Linked DNA regions of Homo sapiens: region 2 is linked to region 1. A link is an interaction called in ENCODE POLR2A ChIA-PET data of the cell type or tissue named here. Cell type or tissue: OCI-LY7. All regions are shown on one strand. Each heading gives the region's core, and the rest is flanking DNA. Links, peaks and the distances in the headings are about the cores only. Region 1 overlaps MRPS9-AS2 (MRPS9 antisense RNA 2). Region 2 overlaps LOC100287010 (a long non-coding RNA gene).

What was found. ChIA-PET counts read pairs that join two places held together with the same protein. Peaks named below come from ENCODE experiments on the same cell type or tissue, not always from the same donor. Only the 100,000 strongest peaks of a DNase experiment are listed, where the experiment ranks them.
Region 2: POLR2A ChIA-PET joins it to region 1 with 6 read pairs; 2 of 35 experiments call an interaction of 5 or more read pairs at or near these places.

What each region holds. Positions count from the first base shown.
Region 1 is chr2:104,933,281-104,945,577 of GRCh38, reverse strand. It overlaps MRPS9-AS2 (MRPS9 antisense RNA 2), which reads left to right. Exons shown (of 3, transcript NR_110603.1): 2 at 501-574; 3 at 8,813-9,337. Among named protein-coding and RNA genes, the nearest start is that of DALIR, 32 kb to the right of the region's middle. In OCI-LY7, for the core only: no CTCF peak of the experiment used is centred there; a DNase peak (open chromatin) is centred at 7,077.
Region 2 is chr2:104,371,310-104,383,606 of GRCh38, reverse strand. LOC100287010 (a long non-coding RNA gene) reads left to right here. Exons shown (of 3, transcript NR_037885.3): 3 at 3,868-4,757. Among named protein-coding and RNA genes, the nearest start is that of LINC01831, 37 kb to the left of the region's middle. In OCI-LY7, for the core only: no CTCF peak of the experiment used is centred there; a DNase peak (open chromatin) is centred at 4,646; H3K4me3 peaks cover 970 bases.

The DNA of each region.
Region 1 (12,297 bases), core at 5,814-8,313:
TAGAGAAAATACCAAAGCTCAGCAGTGATCTTCCTTCTAGAGGCTTGTTGGAACTCCAAACACATACCCCTGACAGATACAACAGGGATTAATGAGCCATGACCAGAAGTTTGATTTTTCTGTCGAGTGCTCCCATCCGTCTTTAATAAACAGAAGAACAACATAAACTCCATTGCCTGCTTTCCACTGCTGAAACTGAGCTGGCTGTTCCTGGTACCATGTGTGTTGAGCTGAGTTATGATTCTAAATGACTCGACAAACGCTTTTACAAGCCCCTTTGGTCTGCTACTCTGGTGACTGGCTTTGCTCTCCAAGTTCCATTTCTTTGCCTCTGTTTAACGTGGGCAGCTCAGTGCTTTGCCAGTGGAAACCATCAAATGTAATATCACATTTACAACTAAATGACTTCAATTTAGTGTCACTGGTACACTATCTGTGGTGTAAAACTGCCAAAATACCCACTATTTTCCCTTTAAGCCATGCTGTGTGCTTTTTTGCAGAAGGCTGTCTCCTGCGAGGACCAGAAGTTGAGCCAAGGCACATGGAACTTACAATAGCAGATGGTAAGAACCAGGTATGATCGCGGAGCAACGCCTGATGTCATGCTTCCTCTATTCTGCTGAAGCTGTATTTTGTGTCCGGAAAATATCTGTCCTTGACAAAAATAATTGCTCCATCCACGTTCACTGAAAAACTGTGTTGCTCAAAAAAAAAGAGGTTTATATTGCAAAAATTATTAAGAACAAGAGTGTATTTCTTTTCTCTTTTCTTTTCTTTTATCTTCTTGTTCTTGCAAAATAAACTAGGATTCATGTGGGACATTTATTTCTTTATTCCCTGAGATTGTTGCTGAAAAGACTGGCTGCCTTAAACCAAGCTGACCACAGGATGTCCCCAGTGTTCCATGAAAATTCCACTGAAAGGGCATTTACCTGGTAATGCAAAACTTGGTTCTTAAAGAAGAAAGGTCAGAGCACATAGATGTGGTCACATCTACAATTTCAAACAAAATCTGGTTTTGCAGAGGCAGCCTCAGTGTCATCAGGTAAAAATCAAAGCAGATCTGACTGGCGGTTGTCCTTGAAGAAAAGTGTGCCACCTACAAGTAAAGCCACTAAACTTAGCAGCCCAGAGCTGCTATTTAATTGCCCCTGAAGAGAAGTCACCCTGAGGTGGAGTTAATAACCAATACTAGACCTTTTTTTTCCTTTCACTTTAATTTTCTTTGAAAGCTTCATGCTCAAGCGACGTGGTGACCAATATCTAATGAAAATATGCTTCTCAAATACCTTCCTTGGGCTGACATATTTAGCAAATCCCAAAATGAGAGTCTGAAGAAGCCCAAAAGAGAAAATATTTGAAAGGATCATGAATATGCATCTAAACTTATTGAGTTAACACATTTTAAAATAGAAATTAGTTAAATATTTAACTCAATCTGCTCTGGCACAAGGGCAGGGGTGACATAGCCATGGTGCGAAAAAGCAGCTATGGACTAGCTATTTAACAGAAGATTCCCAGGGAAGGCAGTGGGAAAGGGCGAATCTGTCTGTCACTGAGCTCATGGAGGCACGGTGTGGAACTGCGTGTGTGAAACATTTCCTTCTGTCTTTTCATGGATTGATAGGTCACAGAGTTCAGTGCTAGGTCAAGTCACCCAAGGACCAAGGCAACTCGTCAGCCTCCTCTCTGGCCTGGATGATCCCAGGTTCAAGCAGATTTCTGTTGGTTTATGTTATCCAAGCTTCGTGAGTTGAGTCAACAAATGTATTACACTGATCAATTCCACTGGTGTTATAATAGCCCTCACCTCTGCTTGATTTTAACTTGTCTACAGACTGTGAGTGTCTATTCTGTACTGGGGAACAGTCACAGAGCATGCAGCTTCATCTCAGTGAAAGTATTCAAGGGTCTGGATAGAGCCTGTTTCCCCATTTGTTTTTCTTTTTAAATTAATTCCATTTTATGTATAATTGACATAATAAGTGAACATATTTATGGGATACAGTGTGATGTTTCAATGCATGTATATACATTGTATAAATGACTAAGTCAGGGTAATTACCATATTCATCACTTTAAACATTTATCATTTTTTTTTTGTAGCGATAACATTCAAAATGTTCTCTTCTAGCCATCTTGAAATACACAGAACATTGCTATCTGCTATAGTCACCATACTATGTAATAGAACACTGGAATTTATTCTTCCTTCCTAACTACAACTCTGTATCTATTGATCAACCTCTTTTGTTTCCCCTTACCCCTCCCCTCTCCAGGCTCTGATAACCACTATTCTACTCTCTATTTCTATTAAGGCATCTTTTTAAGATTCCACTTATGACTGAGATCGTGCAATATTTGTCTTTCTGTGCCTGGCTTATTTCACTTAATAATGTCCTCCAGGTTGATCCCTTTCATTTATATACCCATGTATACAAATCTGAACTTCTGTTATTTTAAAACTCTTGATGGAAGCCGTACTTCTACTGATGTGGAGGCTGTTATAAGCTGAATTGTATTTCACCAAATTCCCTTGTTGAAGTCCTAAACCCCAGTACTTCAGAATGTGATGATATTTGGGGATACAGTCTTTAACAAGCTAAGGTTAAAGCTTGTCATCCGGGTGGGCCCTAATCCAATGTGACTGTTGTCCTCATAAAAAGAGATTAGGGCACAGACATGCACAGAGGGAAGACCATGTGAGGACATAGGGAGAAGGTGGCATCTACAAGCCAAGGAGAGGGGCCTCAGAGGAAATCAACCCTGCCCACACCTTGATCTCTGACTCGGAGCCTCCAGAATTGTGAGGAAATAAATCTCTGTTGTTTAAGCCACTCAGCCTGTGGCACTTTGTCATGGCAGCCCTAGCAAATGCATATAGAGGCAAAAAATTTCAGTATGGTAATACTAGTTATGTATTATTAGTCACTAGCTCTTTGGTTAAACATAGCTCTCCTAGGCCAGGCGCGGTGGCTCACACCTGTAATCCCAACACTTTGGGAGGCTGAGGTGGGAGGATTACCTCAGGTCAGGAGTTCAAGACCATCTCTACTAAAAATACAAAAATTAGCCAGGTGTGGTGGTGCATGCCTGTAATCCCAGCTACTCAGGAGGCTGGGGCAGGAGAATTGCTTGAGCCTAGGAGACAGAGGTTGTAGTGAGCCACGATCATGCCACTGCACTCTAGCCTGGCCAACAGAGTGAGACTCTGTCTCAAAAAACAAAAACAAAAACAAAAACAAAACATAACAAAAAACATAGCTCTCCTAACTCAATAATAATGGCTGACATCAACTTACAACTTGGTAAATTCCGTGTATTCTACCAAGAGATTTACATATATTAATTCAGATAATCATCAAAGCAACCTTCTGACGTTGAAATCCCCATTTTTCAGATGAGAAAACTGAGGTGAGGACCCCTGTCCCATCAGCCTATAAGGCCCACACTTGACAACTAGCACAAAATATTTCAAACCATGAGGAGGGAGGATCACAAAAAGGTAGAAAAAAAAGTTGTGCCATTTTCTTCATATTCCTGTTTTATCTGCTAACTTCTGACACAGTATTTTTGCCTCTTGTGGGTAAATCTTGAATAGAATACACTTGCCCTACACATACGCTGATTACCCAAGAGTTAAGCTTGATTTCCACTCTTTCATCATGGGGCCACACCTTTTCCCTTTTTTAGGGCTCATGTATATCCATGGGTATATTCCAAATTATTTAATCTAATCTTCCAAATTACCTACTACCTACTAGCGCCAATTCCCCGTGGATTGTATGAAAAAGGCCAGGCTGGACAGGAGTGAGCAGGACACGGCGAGCATTGAGTGAGTGAGGCCAGTGACTGGGCATAACCCAGTTGGTGAATCCATGATTCACATGGAATCAGAGATCTGTGGAGCTGGGCAGGCCTTATAAATCTTCTGGTTCATTTAATTCATGGTTCTATTTCAGCACTTATCATAGTCTGGATCGATTTAGAGTGGGCTGTGTGTGTGTGAGTCTTCCTTTCCCAACCCTGAAAAGGGGTTCCCTGCAGACACAGTGCAGGGAGAGAAGCACTGAGAACTCCTCCTTTAGCAGCGGTACACACTGACACCCAGGGGTGTGTTCTTGGGTTTGTAACTTGCCAGGATGTACAGCTAGTGCTGGACCAGCCCAGAGGCTGGCTTGGTTCATAGTCCAACGGTGTTTCCATGACAACGCACTGCCTCCTAGAAATACCCAAATTTATTATTTTAAAAAGATACGCTGATAGATAATTATTCTCATCACAAAGGAAGATGTTACTGTGAGGAAGGATTCACTGTCTGGGACTATGAGCTTTGTAAGAAAACAGGGGCATGAGCTTGAAACCAAACTTGAAATTGAAAAATAAAAAGCAGCAGCTAGACATTCACTACCTCAAAAATAGAGAAAAACATATTGACCTTCTGGTTTTGAAATTGTTTAATAACTGGAAACTAGTTTCAAACTTGAATTTGGCATAGTTTTAAGAACTCAGTCAAGAGGAATACAAAATCCTATTTTTAAAATACAGCTGTTACAGTTTTAAGGCAACACCATCAATCTGCAGTGGAGGGAAACATACAAAGTAAATGTACTTTAAATGTTTTATAACTAATGTATGTATGAAGTAAAATATAAAGAAAATTCATATAGTTTTAACAATTGCAGAGTAATAAAAACATCCATTTTTAAGGATTACGGAAAATATTCAGGTCATTATTTGTCCAACTCAACCAGTTAATTATGTGAATGTCGATTTCAAAATACCCAACTGGAATCTCAGGGGATATGTGTGAGTGTTCTATCCCATGACTCTTTATAATAATAAAAATAAGCAAAAAGTAAATACAATTTGGGTTAAATAGCTTTCCTCTTTCCCTTGGCCACTCGGGCCTTCGTTTTGTTTAATTAATCTGTTCATTTCTGGTGAGACCATCTCTTGGCAATGCTTTGGGATACTTAGGTTTCCTGGAGTACAGAAGAATAGTCCATGTGGTTTCATATTGAATTGTGAGGTTGGAGGTGGGCCTGCTGCAGTCGTTCTGGACACATTCCCCCTCCTATCTTGTGTGCGATACGAGATTTGATAAGCTTTTAAGCAGCTTCTGCCTGTTTTCAGCATCTGCAGTGCATCACCTTTCTGGCTGGACTCACCAGCTTAGAGAAAGCAAACGACTTAGAAAAACCACAAAGCACAGTGCAGGTGCCCCACTGGATGCGGGGACACATTTTTGCAGTTATCTGCTGCTATGTTGGGTGTTAACTTCTGTAACTGAATATTTAAGCCTGGGAACTTGCTTGTTTTTCGCCCTCACATCGGGCATTCTCCGGCCCTTCCCCTGGAGGGTGAATTGTGCGGGTGGGGTGGGGTGGAGGGAGAGGAGCGCGAAAGCAAGGATGACTGCCCACCTTGGATGCCTTTTCCAGCACGATGCTCTGACTAATGAGCAGAGGCCACTGCTGAAGAGCAAGGCTGGGTCTCCTTTTCCAGAGACTGAGCCCATTACCCTCTCGGCCCCACTAGCCTGCAGGCACCAGCCTGCCTCCCAAATGGATGACTTCCGGCTCGCCATGCCGCTCCCAGTCCTAGTGCCAGTGGCCGTGAATAACCTTGCTTTTGTGTGTATTTATTTTATTTTGAATTTCTCCACCCTGGATCTTTCCACCTCCAAACCCCACCCCCTGCTTGCCGGCCCCATGTGGTGATGTTTCTTGAAATGTTAGATTCTTTCTTCCTCTATCCCCCCCTCCAGTTCTGGAAGCATTTTGTTTCTGTACTGCTTTGTGAAACTGGTGCTGAGTCCAGATCCTTGGGGCTTTAAAGTTGAATTAATTATTAAACAGGAAGGGAGCAGTACTTTCAGCAGGCGCCAAGTGACTATACTTAAACTGCAACCTGGCACTGGTTTTCCCACCCTTGTGCTGTGGTTTGCTGAAGGCAACTGGAGATTTTTATTCTAGTTTTAATCAAGCATTTCTGTAAGTTTTCAGGCAGTTAAGATTTGGCAGCAAAGGGCTGGGAAGTCAGTCTTCATCACCTCCTGACCAGTTTGGCCAAAGAAAAAATTAAAACAAAATCAGAAATACTTTCCCAGTTCATAAATCAATCTGAAATTGCCCACTCTCTACGGGTTGCTTTTCCTGAGGACAGGGTGGGCTTTTCTCTCAAATATATGTATATTTTTTATTGATCAGCTTCCATTTGTAGAGAATGGTGCTTTTCAAATAAAACCATCAGAACACTGGCTTTAGTTGCTGTGCGATTGTTATAATCATTGCTTTAATTTAGGGGCTATGTTGAAGATATGAAACCCTGTATTTAAAAATATACTCAGGGAGGGTGGGTGCAGTGGCTCATGCCTGTAGCCCCAGCACTTTTGGAGGCCAAGGCAGGAGGACCGCTTGGGACCAGGCGTTTGAGTCCAGCCTAGCCAACGTAATGAGATCCCTATCTCTAAAATAATGAAAAATCAGCCAGGCACGGTGGTACACCTGTAGTCCTAGCTACTCAGGAGGCTGAGGCGGGAGAATCACCTGAGCCCAGGAGTTTGAGGCTGCAGTGAGCTAGGATATTGCCACAGGACTCCAGCTGGGGCAACAGAACAAGGCACTGTCTCTAAAAATAATAACAGTAGTAATAAAGTAAAAATAAAAATACATATGAAGACACACAGCAGAATTTCTTACTTTTCTGAGGCTAGGCATTCATGCTAGAAATTCGCAACTCAATGGAGTTGGTGGGTCAGCTTAGCCCAGATACTGAATATAGGCATCCTCACAGAGCTATATGAATGAGACAGTGGCCATGTTTTAGAGAAACCCAAAGCCTTCCTAAAGGTATCAAACTAATACCCTTAAATGACAGCAAGACGCTTTCTGGAGGCTGCCCCTGCAGCGGGCTGGCCCTCTGATTTTCCCCTGGCTCCTGGTGTTTGGTGGTGGGCCTTTCCCAGTCTTGGCTGACTGCTCTGCAGGAAGCTCGCTAGGAAATGCTCTGCTCAGCTCCATTAAGTCTCACCCTGTAGCTGAGCAGCGGTGCAGGCTGTCAGGGTGGGGAGGGAGGAAGAGCTATCTGGGTGCAGCTGGGTGCGTAGGCAGGAGTGTGAAGCAGCCTCAAGAGGAAAGAGAACAAAGATTTGGTTAAAAATTTAGATTCATGCATATAAATTTGGAACAGGGCAAAAAAAAGTAAGCCCAACGCACACAACCCTCCCGCACCCCTCCCAGTTGGCTTGTGATGAAGTGTGCATGTGAGAACAGCTCAGAACCGAAACACCGTACAGTCATGTCACCCCTAAGAATGTGCTGGGAAACCTTGCAACAGATACATCCTTAGAACTTTTAAAAATGAGAGATATTCTGTGAGCCTTCAGTCCAAATACTATTTTTTGGACTTATTTTCCATTCAGGAATTTAAAAAAATATATTCTTGCTGACAATTCTTAACTTTAAAAAATATTAAACATTTTAATCATACATATAATATATGTCTTCACTGTGTAATTTCCATCAGTCAATAGATTTAATTATAATAAACAAATAAATGTACTTACAATAAGCAAAAAACTGTGGTCCACTGGCTTATTGAAAAAGATTAGTTAGAAGAAACCAGATAAATTCACACTTCTAGGAATTTAAGCTCAAAATTTCAAGCACCTCTATTTTTTTCTGAATTGTCACCTTTTCCAGGGACTGATCCTTTCTCAATAAATCATCCTCTGACCTTGGTGTTGAGATTGTCATGGGGCTTCCACTCTCAGGATGTCAAGTTTGGTCATATTCTTTAGGATTCTATTATGGCCACATTGCACTTCTAACCACAGTAAATAATTTAAAACCCAAATTGAAAATGATATATTCCTCATCAACTAATATTTGGAAAATATACTTATTAAATGCACAACTTTTGTACAATTTCTATCTGCTCTTTATGTCCCACTTTCTTTCCAGAAAACATATTCTGCACTGGTTTTAAAATCACATGATAAGATTTCTAATCTTTGAGCAAAAGTCCTCGCCCTTTATATTTGGAAATGGGTTGATACTCTCATCCCTCACCCATGGAAAGTTTGCAATATAAAATTTTAAAAAATACTTTATTTAAAATAACCTTCCAGCAGCTGGCCTAGTCTTCTATGTTTAGATATTAGAAAACACTTGAAAAGCACTTTCACTTAGTTAAAAAGGAAAACTAGTCAAAGATAATAATAACAACCTTTTAAACAAGAAAAGAATACGGAGAACACCAAACAGGCATGCATTGGGTTGTAAAAGCCTTTTTTTTCTCCCCTAGTTAAGGATAACTCTAAAAATATTGTGTATACCCACCTATGGTTTCCTGAGGACTTTCCTCCCTGTCTGCTAAAAAGCAAAAGTTAGGAAATTATGTCTGATTTGTGTCAAATGTGTTCCAAAGAATCATGAGGCCTTCCTTTCACTGTGAGGAATATTCATGTAGGAAGTCGTCCTCTAAGCAGTTGTCACCTTTTCTTACATGGTATTCCCAACTGCAATGCCAGGCAGTGAGGGCTTTGCCGCAGTAGGAGCGGCTCCAGTTCCTGGGTGAGCCCAGGGCCTGCCCAGACGTCGGCCATCTCTGCAGGTGTATGGGCTGCGGCCCTAGGCAAGACTGTCTCTGCCTTCCCCAAAGGTCTCTGAGCCCTTCTGCGGCCCAGATGGTTCCAATTTGAGGCCTACATTCAGTGCTGGAGCTGTATTGAGTTTCTTCCCTGAAACCAACAAAACCTGCTTCAGCATTTTGCTTGGATTAAAATATTTGTCCCTTTTTTTCACAGGGCAGAAGGAGAACTCCTGAAGCCTCCGAAGGAAGGAAATCATTACAGGGCCCTACAGAAGTAGGTCATGTGCTACAGCTGCTCATAGTTTAAGAGGAAGAAACATGGGATCTCAAACCTGGAACACGACTCTTTCAAAATGCTTGTGAGCAACCCAAGAAAAACATCCTCCTGAGGCTTATCTAATAACCATGATCTCTAATCGTCTCAATGTGTGCTCATGTTTCCTTAGGAGTTTGCACCCACTTCTCAGAGCTAACGAGATGCCGAAACAGAACACAGAAAAAAGTAATGAAGGAGATTTAATAGTTTGTGTTAAAGCTAATATGGTCCATTAGGGGCTGTCATTTTTATAAACAGTGAGGATACGTTACCCTCTTCTTTGGTGTAAAGTCATTCCGTGCAGGACCTGTAAACATTCAGTAATGATCTGTAGAACATGCATGAACGACAATTAAAGCACCACTTGAAAAGTCTGTTTTCCTCACATATTTGTTTTCTTGCTAAATAAACTTGTAAAGTTCATACATGTGTACGCATATGCTTACATTATAAAAAAAGTGTGCATTTCATTAAGAACATCTACGAACAGATATAAGTGTTTTTGGTTCCCATTAGCTTGAGAAATATCAGAAGTGATTAGTTAAATGAGGAGCATAGGTTCTGTTTTTTAGTGCATACTATAATAATAAAACAACCACTCTTTTATGGTAGCTTAGCAAGACAAAATTATAGTTCACAATGTCATGAAAGGCATGATTACAACCTTTGAAAGTTACAAGTAAAAAAGCTTCTATAAAACCTATCTGTTGCCAAAAAATTATGTTCTACAGTGATTCAGATATATTTCTGAAATTTATTTTTTAATTGTGGCTGATACCAAGCAGAGGCAAGACTTGAGAACTTGCATTCTTTTTGAGACTCACTGAATGTACTTGAGAAAATAAAATCAGATTGACTCCCTCTGACTTTGTAAATAGAGTTTGCTCCCTTGCTTTCTCTCTCTCTTTGAAAGGACAAATGATTCCTTTTTATAGGTTTTAGGTTTGGCAGAATTTGATTAAAAAAAAATTCTTACAACCACCTAACATTTTCTGCTGCAAACAGGAGTGGGTAGGTAGTAGGGGATAAAGAAAGGTCCAGATTAAAATTATTCTAGTTATTCACATAGACTTGAAAACTCCAGTGATGAGTTTTGAGAAGTAGCCTTAGGCAGAACTTGCTATCAAAGAAGGCCAGGAACAAAAGACATTTAAAAGCAGATTACGAGTCTCTCCTAACAAAGCAAAATCAAATCACTGATCAATAAGTGCAGCTGGGTTAAAATTGTTTCCTTAAAAAGGCTTTAAAAACTTTTTTGAGTGATAAGCTGGAGGCTGACCCTTTTATGCTTTTCAGCAAACTCCTCCTGGAAAAGTCTTTCCCATCTCTTCCAGGGCGGCCTCTTTTGGGATGAGTCTCTCTCTTCTCACTTAACACAAGCAGGCCTTTGGCTGGAAAAGGCTGGCAATGTGGTTTCCAAGAAAAGGAAAGATGCTCTTTGATCTAACTCAAGCCCTCTAAGAGAGTTTAGCTACTAGTCCCAACAGCATAGCTGGATTCCCCATGGTCATCTATGAACTATTTGTGCAATGCCCAAGCTGGAATTACCATTAATGGTGTAAAATCAACTTGAAACCTAAAGAAAATCTTCAACAAAGAAAAGCCCCACACTCCAGGTCACTTAAGCCACAAAAATGTGCTGGGTAGGTTGTGGCTCGCTGTCTAGATCAAGGCCATGTGGACGACGTTGAGGCGTACCTCCCATCGTCAGACGTTAACTCAGATGCCGGCTCTTTCAGTGACTGATTTCAAACAGGGCTTTTAAAAACAAGGGAAGAGGGAAAAAAAAGAAAATCAATGAGCAAGTGGTGTTCAATTTATTCACATATGTTCCAAATGGCACAGAGATAAGCAAAAAGGGTTCTGGTACATTTTTTAATGATTTCATTATCACTAGACAAGAATGGAAAGATCATCCAGATGCTATTGAAAAGATAGAAAAAGAAGATTTAAAAAAAATAAGAATAATATCTTGAATGGTTCCCTGCCCGGATACCTAAACAGTGAAGGCCGACCAATGAGATCTTTGAAGTTAGGTCTATTTGCAAGTCCATTTATTTAAAAAGGAAGGTTGAGATGATGTAGAAAAAAAAAAAGAAAACTTTTAGAAAAATTTGTTCTTGGCCTGGCTGTCCTTTTCTCTGTGTGAGCATCGTTTGCCTGGGGTGGATTGTCATTTGAGCCAGTGATTAAGCAGGGAGGGAGAGTGAAGCAAAGCTACAGTCCCCTTCGGTGGAGCAGGGGCTTGGCCAGTGCCCTTCCTGGGAAGCCTGTATCACACACAGCACACGTGGAGGATGAGGATTATTCCCATTGCAAGGGCTGCCGCTTGAGTCACAGATCTGCCCCTTTTCTTCTCTTGGCTGCTCCTTGTCCATCCATAATAGCGATCTTTGTGTGTCGAATTCTGCACTATTGCAAAGCGCCCTGGCCACTGGGTCTGAAGAAAGCTTTCTCCCTTTTCTGGAGGCTCTCTGAAAAGTGAGCACTCTCCATTGCTTATGTGGAAATGCTTGGCCACCTAAAAAGTGAGTTTATGGTCTCTTTTTAGTTTTATAAAATTATTATTATTTATTGTTAGCTTTTTTAGAGACAGGGTCTCACTCTGTTGCCCAGGTTGGATGCAGAGTGCAGCAGCCTCGAACACCTGGGTTCAAGCTGTCCCCCCGCCTTGGCCTCCCAAGTAGCTGGTACTGCAGCGGCATGCCACGCCCTGCTAAGGTTTATGATCTCTTTATGGGTGTATGTGTGTGTTATGTTTCTAAGTAGATTGTAAGCTTCCTGAAGGTGGGGGCCACAGTCTTCCTGATCAGGTCTATGACCTCCTAATTGTTCAGCAGAAGTTGGTCTGTTGCTGGGTGCATGATAATGAAACAGAATAGACCATGCCCAGGAATGTGCGTATAGGTGCAATTCTTAATCAAGGACGCAAAGCGTGTTTGGCATGACTCAAAGTAATGCCAAAAGTATTGCTCAAAGCAGCGTCTACCTATGGAATGATCAAAACAACGCCTCTTCAGAAAGACAGCATGCCTTTTACAGCACCACAGTTCCCCTTGAATTTTCTTCCCAAAATCCACTGAGAGTGTGGGGACTTGGATTCCTCCATCCCCCGATTCTCCTGATTCACTATCACACTGTCCCTGGACTTTATTAGGGTAAAACTTTCCAGTATCTGGAAAAGAAGTAAAACCCTCATTTCTCCGAAAGCACTGGAGTTGTGTATGCAGGATGGATCATTTTCATTTATGTTTGGTATGATCGTTATTTCAGCTGCTTCATGTCTGCCAGGCCTTACACATGTTGTTTGTTTCATGGCCAAAATAGTATGTGACCTATCTTGAAACCCCAAGAAAATTTCTCTAGCAACAGCCTTGTTTTCT
Region 2 (12,297 bases), core at 3,450-5,949, 560 kb after region 1:
AATAATAATAGCTGTGGGAAGTGGCGGTAAGAGATTGATAAGAAGAAGCTCTTGGGGGAACATAGATGAGAGATGGGATAGAGGATAAAATATAAGGAATCCAGTGAAATGGACACATGTTTGCAAGATCTGGAGGTTCATGCTTGACCATTGGTACTGACCAGACACTTACGTTTTGGCAAATCTCTCCTAAGATGATAACATCTTACATTTGTGGGAACTAGGATAGAGCACACCCAGTGAATACCATACAAGGTTGAGTTTCCTAACCTCCTAGAATCTGAAGAAAGTTTAACCTTTTCCCTGGAAGTACAAATTTTTGATATAAAATAATCACTGAACTTCTAAACTCCATTCATGGCCAGGTATGGTGGCTCACACCTGTAATCCCAGCACTTTGGGAGAGTGAGGATCACTTGAACTAGGTGTTTGAGACCAGCCTGGATAACACAGTGAAACTATGACTCAACAAAAAAACTAAAAAATTAGCCAGGCATTGTGGCACATGCTTGTAGTCCCAGCTACTCGGGAGGCTGAGGTGGGAGAACTGCTTAAGCCAGGGAGGTTGAGGCTGCAGTGAGCCATGATCACGCCACTGTACTCTAGCCTGGGTGACAGAGTGAGACTCTGCCTCAAAAAAAAGTTAAAAATGAAAATTAAAATCCATTAATTGCTGACAATTATAAATTTTGCTTTGAATAATAAAGTTATATAGAATGTTCTACCTCTTCAGCAAAGAAACCATCAAGCCTGCAAGCTCAAGGACCTATGTTCTAGTATCATAGAAGGGGATTTGGGCCAATACAGCTATCAATTATCCCCACTCACCTCTGGTCACCATCATGACTAGCTCCAAGAATCAGTAGTGTTCTGACTGAAACTGATCTTTCCAATTAATGAGAAGGATACGTTGGGTAACCAAATGACTTTCCAAGAGGAGAAAAGCAACCTCTGTTGACAAGTAACACAGACTACCTTGTTTTCAACAGAAGGATTCAAAATACGATTGCGAATGTAGTGATTAACACTGTAAGCTGGGTTGGGGGTGAGACAATTTGTCTCAGGAGGGTTGAAACAGGATATGATTTTGAGAAATATCAACCCCACTTTTTAAATTAACTTATTGACAAAATACTGTCAAGATTCTTTAAGGAAACTACATCTATGGTAAAAGTATTCTATATGTTTTTGAAAATAGCTTTATGCTGCAGATGGTAGGAAAGAATAAATTAACTAAAATATCTTTAATGTTCTTTTCTAGCACTGTGACTAGTAAAATATATTTCAAGCCCCAAATAAAAGAGTCGATGTGAACTTGATCTATCTCAGGTAACCAATAAGCATTTCAAACTCTCATGTCAGGGATTTTTAATGATTGTAGAAGACATTTCTTAAAATATTTTACACTCACTGACCTCATCTGCTTCAATGAAAGCACTGCCCTAAGCCTTCAGTCATCTTTCTAGAGGCCTACTGCTGCTATCTAGAGTTCACAGCCAAGATTGATTACGTTTACTACGTGGTACTGAAAAATCGATTCAATATTAGAAAATTGTGAAAATTACAGACATTTAATATGATGCCAACCTACTAATTGCCGTGAGTTCAGGAACAAAGGAAATATTAGTAGGTGCAAATATGGTATTACTAGATAAAATTCCACTTTATATTTTCCCCCAATCTGGCAACTCTGGTAGAGTAGCATCTTTCAAATGTGTTCTTCAATCACATTTGAATACATACATTTGAATCTATGACTGTGTCTTGACCTAAGAAAGGAAAGTCCTCTTCAGGAAGAAGCCCTGTCTTTGCAAGTAGAAATAATTGACTCAACAGGCATAATGTGATTCACTTTTAAAGTATGTTCTTCCATATGACGCTTTGGTAGTAATAGTAACGATCTTTCTTATTTTATGCTCCACTAGGGCATATGTGGCCAATTGTATCGCCAGTGTAAGTCTGGATTACTTTCTATTACTTTCTATTGATAATTGTTAATAACCGAAGACATTTGGAACTAAAAGGCAGTCAGTGGTGCTTGCAACAAAGCAGGGGCAATTAAGATGGGTGAGGGTTTTAAACTCTGCATTGGTCTGTGCACATCGGGAGAGGCAGTCAGCCATTAAAAAAATTAAACCATTTGGGTCTTGGGTTAAGGTCTGTGAACTCTTTAATGTCATAATTGCCTGCTGCCTCAATCATCAAACTGAATGAACTTCTAAGTTGAAATGTCATAAACGCTCAGCGTAAAGATTTATATAACCCAGGTATCCGACCTACCGCCAAGCCATGCCTGTGGCAGGGAGTGTTTGTTATGTCTTACTCAACCTTTTGGGAAAAAAATAAATAAATCCGGAAATGTGCTTGTTCTGGCAATGATCAAAACATTAAGAACCAATTCTTTTATCTGTATGGTGTGTTCAGATTCTGTGATAAACATATCCATTTCCTATAAAAAATAATTTAGATACAAATTCCTTTAGTAGAAAAAGGTTAGTGTCATGTTTTCCCACTGTATACTTAGCCAAAATGTGATAGGAATATTTTTAGTTAGAGTAAATTCTTTTTTCTGAAGAAGTACATTATTTTGTGATGTTCAGTTACATTTTGATCCTCCCTAAAGAAAAATCCAAATTTCATCATGTGTTTATTATAAATGTGTGCTAAATAAAAACCCAATATTTTGTAGTCAGATATTATTTGGAATTTCTCCTTTTTATATAATATGGGATTATTTTAAAGTCAGTGATTCATATAACCCAAAATAATACCATATTTTTCTTGTTATACAGAAGTAAAAACAAAATTTCAGAGACACTGTGACAAAAGTTCTCTTAGTTCTGCCAAACCAATATGTACTTACCAAGTCATAAAAATTGTGTTCATTAAACCCTTACAAATCAATAATAAAAATAAAAATAAAAAGTGAGCAAAAGACCCGAACAAACCCTTGACAAAAGAAGGTATATAAGTGGTTAATAAGTATGTCAAAATAAATTCAACATCATTAGTTACTAGGGAGGTGCAAATTAAAACCACAATGAAATACCACATATGCCTTCGTATGGCTAACATTTAAAAAGACTGAGAATACTTAGTTGATAAGAATGCAGAGCGTCTGGAACTCTTATGCACTGATGGTGGGAGCATGTATTAAGAGCTGGTTATATTACATGCTGACACAAATGAGGAAGCACAAGAGGATGGCCCTGCCCAGGAGACAGCCAGTGTGCCAGGGAAGCTGGTCAGGAAAACAGATGATTCCCGCACTGTGTAAAGTGTAGGGTATGCAGCAGATCCTACGGAAGCCCTTGGGCTGGTGTTCTGCCAGATAGGGCTAGGGACAGAAGGCAGGCAGGGGCAGATTTTAGGTGGCATTTCAGCCGAACCTGAAAAGACTAGGGGTGAGTCAGAGAAAGAAAGAAAGGAGAGAAAATAGGTCACCAAACACAAAATGATAGATATTTTTAAAATATGGCAGATTTAGGGAACTTTTGAAAGCCAAAGGGAATAATGGGGATGGGCAGAAATAGCAGGCAGGAGGATACAGAGAAGGGCAGGAATTACATATTTGAAGTACGAGGTATGCTACCATGCTGAAATATTTGGTCTTTGTCCTGAAAGCTATGAAAATACAATAGAGGTTTTAAAACTGGGAAATGTGATCAGATTTGGCTTTTGGAAAGACTGCTTTTTGAGCAGCATTGAAAATTGATGGGATGTAGGTATGATGGAAGACAAGGCAGTCAATTGACTACTTAAAAATCACTTATAATTCACTATAACCAATATGGAGTTATCTCTTTCAGTGATCCAGGTCTTGATATCTGGAGGTTGCCACCAAACACGTGTGTGTTTTCTCTTTAGATGTTTGGTTTTCTTCCTGAAAGCTGTGCATTGTATGATAAAAATGCTGAACATCCCTCAGCAATGCTACTGAAGAAAGCAAACTTACGCAGATGATGACAGCATTATTTTGCCAAAAATTCATAATATTCAAAATAACATTTCATCAGAGAGAAACTACCTTCCATCAAAGACCATCAGAATCCAAGGAATCATGCAGCCTGTACACCCCCTGCCTGTTCTCAGCAGTTTCTGTCTGGCATGCCTCAATGGGCCCCGGACAAAGAGACCCTCAAATCAGCGAGGCTGAAGAAGAAAGGCAATTTGAAGCCTCTCTCCTCCAGTTTAAAAGGCAGTTTCTAAAGTGCTTGCAGCAAATCAGCTTATGGTCAAAGTGCACACCAATAAGAGACATCAGGTATGGGTCACAAAGGCTGTATGAAGCAGATTTGACTATGTCAGTCAGAGTCTGCCTGGAAGACAGCTCGTGCCCAGATGGTTTATCATGGGTATCTAATACAAAAGCAAGTCACAGAGGTATTAGAAGATCTGAAAACAAGGGAAGTGAAGCAATCCAGACACTGACAACTGCAGGAAGCTGTTACCACAACAAGGGTTGGAGGGGCAAAGAGAAGGGATATATATACCAGGGTCCAGGAGATGGGGCCTTTGAGGGCTGATCTGCTTGGTGAGAACAGACTTCCAGGAGAGATAAAGCCCATGCTGGAAAAGCCTGTGGACACAGAGATGAGTTACGAATACCATAGCTTCACCCCTCCTCCACCGACCCTCTAATTTCCTGTAAGTGCTTCCATTGGCTGAATCTAACAGGAAGTGGTGGGTAAAGACTTCTGGGAAGTGTAGTTTGCATTGTTATCCCACTGTTCTAGAGGGCAGGGATGGGCTTCCTGGGCTAGAGGGGTACTTGAGGGCAAATGGATTACCTATCAAGTCAGTTGATCTTGGCATGTGTTTCCTGCAGTAAACAAAGAGCAGTTAGAGCCTGCTAATTTGTCTGTTTTCAATGAGAAGACAGTAACATATCGTATAGTTACCTTGATACGGGAGTGCGGGAGGGAAGTGCTGGGTAGAGAAAGGCGGGTTCCTGGCTAGGGCTCCCCTCCAACAGACTAGGTGAGGACAGGCACTCCTGCTTTCAGCCCAAATGTTGCATTTTCCAAGACCACCCTGGTCTGCCACGCCCCCATCCTGGACTTATAAAAACCTGAGACCCTAGCCGGCAGACACACAGGCAGCCAGTTGTTGAGAGGAGCACATCACCAGAAGAAAACACAAGCGGCTGGAAGGCGAGAGGATGTCAAGGGAGCATGCCAGCAGAAGAGCACACTGACAGATGCCAGCACACCCTCAGGCCATCGACTGGTGGGACAAGGCAGAGTTTGGCTGGGGCAGTTAGAGGAGAGCCGGGGGCCACTAAGGGCCCAACTCCACGGGAAAAACCATCTCCCTTCTGGCTCCCCCATCTGCTGAGAGCTACTTTCACTCAATAGAATTTTGTACTCATTCTCCAAGCCCACGTGTGATACAATTTTTCTGGTACACCAAGGCAAGAACCTGGGATACAGAAAGCCCTCTGTCCTTGTGACAAGATAGAGGGTCTAACTGAGCTGGTTAACACAAGCTGCCTATAGACAGCAAACTAAAAGAGCACCTTGTAACACATGCCCACTGGGGTTTCAGCTGTAAACATTCACCCCTAGACACTGCCATAGGATTGGAACCCCACAGCCTGCCCATCTGTGTGCTCCCCTAGAGGTTTGAGTAGTGGGGCACTGAAGAAGCAAACCACACCCCCATTGCACGCCCTACAAGGGGGACAAGGGAACTTTTCCTGTTTCAATATCAGAAGGTCTCAGGGATTTCCCAAGGATGTCCTCTAACATGCTTCAAATTCATAAATACAGTTCAAATAAACTATATTTAGTTTACTTAACAGCAAATAACCTTCAGTTTTCTTACCCTTAGTTGGTACACAATAAAGTTTGCTGAATGAGTAATTTTAACATGACCAGGAGACAGGGGTCCTCTTACCTTGGTCACTTACTAAAATCTGAAAGCAAATTTAGAGCTCAATTCCCAAAGTTCCTTTAACTACAAATAGAGAGGACTTCATCTAGAAAGAGAGATTAAATCTTTGAGGAGGAGCTTAGCAAGGATGTTATGGAAGCAGGACTCTAGGTACATGTATTGATACAAAGAGGTAACATCAACTTTGAGATATCCTATGGTAATTAATACATGATTATGAAATTTTGAGAAAAATAATTCAGTGAAGTGAACAACAGTAAAGAAAAGGGACAAAGAAAATGACTGGGAACTCTCTCACTACCTCCTTAGTCAATGAAATATTTCACTGTCCTGTCTCTGTTGTACCTCACAAGAAGAATGGCTTATTTCACTCAAAGGCCCACAGATCAATGACCTCGGGACACTTTGCTGAGCTTCCTCTTCCACATCTACTTCAGCACTGTTCCGGGGGCTTCTCTGGTCTTCTTTCTCTGTGATCAGCCCCTGACTCTACCCACCTTTGATAATTTTCTTTCTCTTTGTGTTTACTAATTCCGCATCCACCCCCCAACTGAAATTGAACCCGTCGATATATTATCTTTTTGATCTAGTATTCAACTACATTTATGCAATTCTTATTTTGGATTTGACATTGTGCTGAGTAAATGGAGGAGGAAAAAAACACAAACGAACAAACCCAAAGAAACTCAAGGCATGATTCTTAGTTTCAGGGGACTGATACATCTTGATATCCTCTTGTACTTTTTCAAATCCTTTTTAATAAGCACTCACTGATGAGCTGATGATAACAACTAACATATTTAAGCACTCACTGTTTGCATCAGACACACCATTGTTCTCATTTTTGTCCCTCTTTCATCAATGTCATTAGGTGTGTGGTATTGTTATCATTATTTGACAAAAGATACAGTAGAAGCATAAAGAGGTTATGCTGGCCTTTGCATGGTGGAGCTGGGATCAGAGCTCTAATAGCAAATGCTGGAAAATAGCCTGAAGGACTCAGCTCTTCCTCTCTTTCTTGCTTGCAGCTCTCACAACTGTAGAATGTACTGGGAATATAACATCCTGAGATAAGAAAGACCTGTCATTTAAGCCTAGGCTCTGTGCCCACCCCTCCTAGAACAGGATGTCCTACCACACTGTAGCCCAGTGATTCCAGATTACCCTGGGGTATACAGTAGAGTGCTTTTGGGGTTGTTCAGCTGCTGTGCAACGTGGGCATAAGCAGATGAGATTGCATCCACTTCAAGCAGCTTTCCTGAGCCTTGGGGGCTCTGGGTTACTATGAATCCCAGGCTGCTCTTGTCCCTTCCTGCCTGTCTGTGAGTAATAAAGTGGCTTCGCTTACCTTGTTGTATAAACGTTCTGTCTCACTGAACTTACGCAGTTGTTATAAATTGCAGCCCAAGATGCAGCGGGTGGAAATGTTTGGACTCTTTTTCCTAGTGGTTGATGTAGTGAGGAACTTTGCTATCCTCCATGTGGTGGGATAATTGCCTGGGATTGGTAACTGCTGCACTGTGAACCTGCTTCACAGGCTTGTGGTTCACAGAGTGCCATGCTCACGAGTAGTCAGAACAGACATCATGAACTATATACTAATCTACTAAGTTCCATGCCACTGTGCTACAGATGAGAACACCAAACACAGCCAGGAATGGTTCTGGAACTTCAGGAGTTCTAGTCTAGTTGACTAGACTGAATATGGATGTGTTATACGGTGCTACAGGGACAAAGATATAGGAAGATGGTAAAAGTTTCTGATCTGGTTTAGATCTGTGCCCCTGCCCAAATCTCATGTTCAATTGTAATCCCCAATGTTGGAGGTGGGGCCTGAAGGGAGATGATTGGATCATAGAGGTGGACCCTTCATGAATGGTTTAAAACCATCCCTTTGGAGATGTTCTCCTGATGGTGAGTGAATTCTCACGAGATCAGTTTGAAACTGTGTGGCACCTCCTCCTCCCCTTTCTCCTGCTCTAGCCATGAGAATTGCTGACTCCCTCTTTGCCTTCTGCCATGGTTGTAAGTTTCTTGAGGTCTCCTCAGAAGATGTGCAGATGCCAGAAGCATGCTTCCTGCACAGCCTGCAGAACCATGAGCCAATTGATATTAATTTATATATATAAAGAAAATGTTAATTTTCTTCATAAATTACCCAGTTGCAGGTTTTTTTTCTTTTTAAAGCACTGTGAGAATGGACTAATACAGTTACCTAAGGAGAAATAAAAAAAAAAAAAAAAGGATGGTCAAGTTAGTTCTACCTGGGCAGTGGGGCAGCTTGAAGGAAGTGATGAGTCATAGAGCTGAGCTAATCAGCAGGTGGTGAAGAATAAAAAGAGAGAAGGACATTAGAGAGCATTAGCAGAGACAAGGTAGGAATCACAATGGCACTTTCAGAATACAGATTGTTCAGCACACCTAAATGTTGGGTGACAGCAGAGGTAAGCACCAAAACAGATGATGGGCCTGCCTATTTTGCTAAGAAGTGTGGATTTTGTCCTGACAGTAATGAGGCAACATCAATGGATTTTAAGCAGTTCTTCTGTTTAGGAAGGCACCAAGAGCAGTAAGGAGACTGAAGAAAAGTGGGACAGCAAGGTTAGGTGAGCTCCCTGGAGGACATGAAGTAGGTCATAGTAATGAGAATGTCTAGGAAGATGATAGGGAAGTGGACGCTACAGCATTCATGATCCAACTGGGCCTAAGGACTAAGAAAAAGGAAAAAATAAGGAAAAAAAAAACCTCCCAAACAAAACCATTTTGACTCGAGTAACCAGATGGATTTCAGTAACATTTTCCAAAATAAGAAAAGAGGAGAAGAAGTTGGGGAAATGCCCTTTATCTTGTCTTCCTGCCTTGCCTCTCTTTGCCATTTTCCTTCCTCCATTTTTACCAGTTTACATCTCCCAGGTTTTGTGTGTCTTTCAAGGTCAGACTTGTGAGAAGGTGATGGTTTATAGAATTTGAAGCTAGCCTGGCAAGAATCTTTATCCAAATGAAATTTTTTACCCAATTCCAGAGAGGCAAATATTCCCTAATTATTTTAAATATTGTATTTTTCCTTGAGTATTAACAGAATGAACTGGACAATTTTAAAAGGTAATTCAAAGGTAGTTGTGAAGCTTGTGAGCAAATGGATGTGTGGGTAATTTATGTGAAAAAAATCATAGATGCTCAGTCGATTTCTGGCTTTGATGTCTGGGTAATATTAATTAGGCTTGACTATTTAGGAAAGACAATAATTTCAGGGAAATTTTTTTTTTAAACGCTGAGTGTGTGGTGGCTTTGGGACTTTTCTGTGTGGGTTTCTACTAGGCAGGTAGAGAGTGTGATCTTCAGCAGAGGAGCAAGATGAATGGGAAATAGAATTACAGGTGATATCAGCATATGGATAGTGATGGGAGTCAGTGCCACACCCAGAAAATTATGAGAAGTGAAGATGTCAGAGGGTCAACAGCAGAACCTTACAGAAGACAGCAATCCCCGCTTATCTAGAGTTTTGATTTCCGAGGTTTCATTTACCTGCAGTCCACTGCAGTCTCAAAATATTGCACGCAATAAGATAATTTGAGAGAGAGAGAGAAAGAGAGACCACATTCACCTAACCTTTATTACAGAATATTTTTATAATAGTTCTATTTTATTATTGTTATTGTTAATCTTTTACCATGCCTAATATATAAATTAAGCTTTATTTATAAAGCATATATATATATATATATATATATATGTATATATATTGTTTGGGGAAAATCAATGTATTGCAGTTTCAGGCATCCACGGGGAGTCTTGGAATGTATCCGCTGTGGATAAGGGGGAGCTACTGTGCAATATTCAGAGTCAGGCAGAGGAAGAGGAATGAGCAGGAGGCATTAGGAAAGAAGGTCAGAGGAACAGGAGAACCAAAAGAACTTAGTCTGAGTAAGCTAAGGGAGGATACACTGAAGAAGAAGCAAGCAGCCAGTGTCACAGAGGTTAACGATGTTGAAGGCTGAAAGAACACATTGTGTTTGGTTATTAAGGGACCATTGGTGACTTCAGACACAGCAAATTCAGTGGAATGCTGAAAATAGAAACTCAATTGCAATGGGTAATAAGGAAGTCCATGAGGTCTGTGTATGTGGATAATTCTAAGAAAACTTCCTCGAAAATCAAGCAGGATACAAGGTGGCAGAGTCCTACTCTTCATGAGTAAAGAGGGTGCTAAGATCGTTGGGGATGGGGAAAAAGGTAGAAGTGTCCTGTGCACTGGCCCATGGAATTTATGCAATGAAGCTTGGGCCTGAGGATGGCGCAACCACATCAAAGCTGAGATAGCAAAGCTGATTATAAATAATTCCATACACCAACCCACCAAGATCTCAAAGTATTTCAGTCTGTCCTAAGAGTTCTAATACCCAAACCACAAGATAGCCCAGGGATGTAATGGCAATCTGAGGCCATGTACAAATGAGATTAGCCCAGGTGCCACTCTATTCCTGCTCCTATTTGCTGACCTCAAGCCTCTCCACTAACACTAAATCCCTTTAATATCAGCAAAGTAGGTTCCATCTGGGAATGTTTAGATGTTTTAGTGATAGCCTTAGGCTGAGATAGATGGTAATATCTACTGAAATGAGATTCACTGTCACAGGAAATTCCAATGGCTGTGCTTTCATGGGCCCCACATTTTCAAACTGGAACAAGTATGTGATAACTATGTGAACAAATTAGGCACATCACCCAGATAATATATAGATAGTCAAGATTATACTGGTTGCTGTCCAACGTGCACATGCTGCTTGGTAAGATCCTCTGGTGAATCACAGTTCATGGTCTATTGATCTACTATTAATACAATTTCTGTTGCCCTTTGAGCTTTTTGCCCCACATGTATAATTTCTCCAAGACATTCAGTATGTTATCTGAAAGGTCTCTCAGTGCCCCTGCATCAATGCAAACCAGACTACATACAGATGAACAAAGGGAATTTAACTTTCATAAGTTGGTTTTAAAATGCATTTACTTTGACTGCACTGAAAGAATCTAAAAAAAGATGAAAAGCATCTTTAGCATGCCAAAAACATCTGGTTTCATATTTTCAGACCAAAAGGAAATTGCATGAAGACTAAAATCTTATGTTTTGATTTATATTATTATTGGAGGGTTGAGAAGCTGCCAGTCACCAAGTAAAATTTTATGATGATAAATAAATAAGGAAAACAATCTGACAAAACATGTTGCGGAACAAAGCTGCATTTCAAGTTTAATTAACTGATAACAATGTTTATGATGGAAGAACTGTGCCACCAATTATACAATTAGTAAATGTATGCTCCCAATGAGAAGACAGGCCTATAAAACTGTATAAAGGGCTCTTCCTCGCCATAGTCTTTCAGCCTATCCAAGCAAAGTTTTGCTTCATGTAGTAAATCATGCATCAATTAAGACCCTCTCTGAGCACATGCATGAGTTGGTCTCTGAGAGATGGTACCTCTAAATAGCATATTTTAAACTAAAACATAGCAGAAGTAATACTTTCCTAATAAGTAGAGTGATGGTTTCTTCTGCAACTGACAGGAGCTGGTACAGTAGAGATACAGCCGTCAGGGGAAGAAAGAAAAATAAAACAGTTAAAAAGAGAAGAGAATGTTTACATCTTTTTAGTACTAAGCTTTCCCCTCTCCCCAAAACCTCGGACAAAATTCTCACAAAGAGTTCCAGCAGAAAAGCTTTCATAGTGCCTGCTGATCAGCAGTGGGCTGTAGGTAGAAGTTTTCCTTAATCGTTTATGGGTGAACCAGGTCTCTTTGTGGTTTTGAATCTCGCATTTAAAAGCATTGCATACTCAGTTGTTGCAATTCAAAGACATTAGGATCACAGTTATTGTTTGTTCCCAATGTAAACTGTTTGCTTTCAGTTTACCATTGAGACTATCTCATGCCATGTTTTAGCATTCGTTACATTTTTAGAGGGACACTTTTCATAGCAGATCTTATAAGTTGATTTACTCAAACTACTGAAGGAGATAAACCTAGGCTGATATGCAGATTTTATGTCCAGTCTTCCTCGGCTCTTGGAATGCTGGACTATTACCAGATTTAGGAAATACTTAACTCCCCTGACTGCAGGTCCATTAACCATTCTGCTCACACCCCCATAGAATCCTTTCAGCAGCAATAACTGTCACTATGCTTTTGGTATCCCTGACAGTGAGCTCCACACGAAAATAAGATCAGTTAGCACATTAAGCAATGCATTCGAAATATTAGGTAGTTTCCCAATGGATGCCTAATAGAATTTAAAATACATATATAGCTGATATTAAGGGGTAGAGTATTCAATCAAACGCTTTTGTTGCTAAAACTCAATATTCTGTAGTCAGACAAAAGGCCTGCAGAATGCAGAACAGTTGTGGAA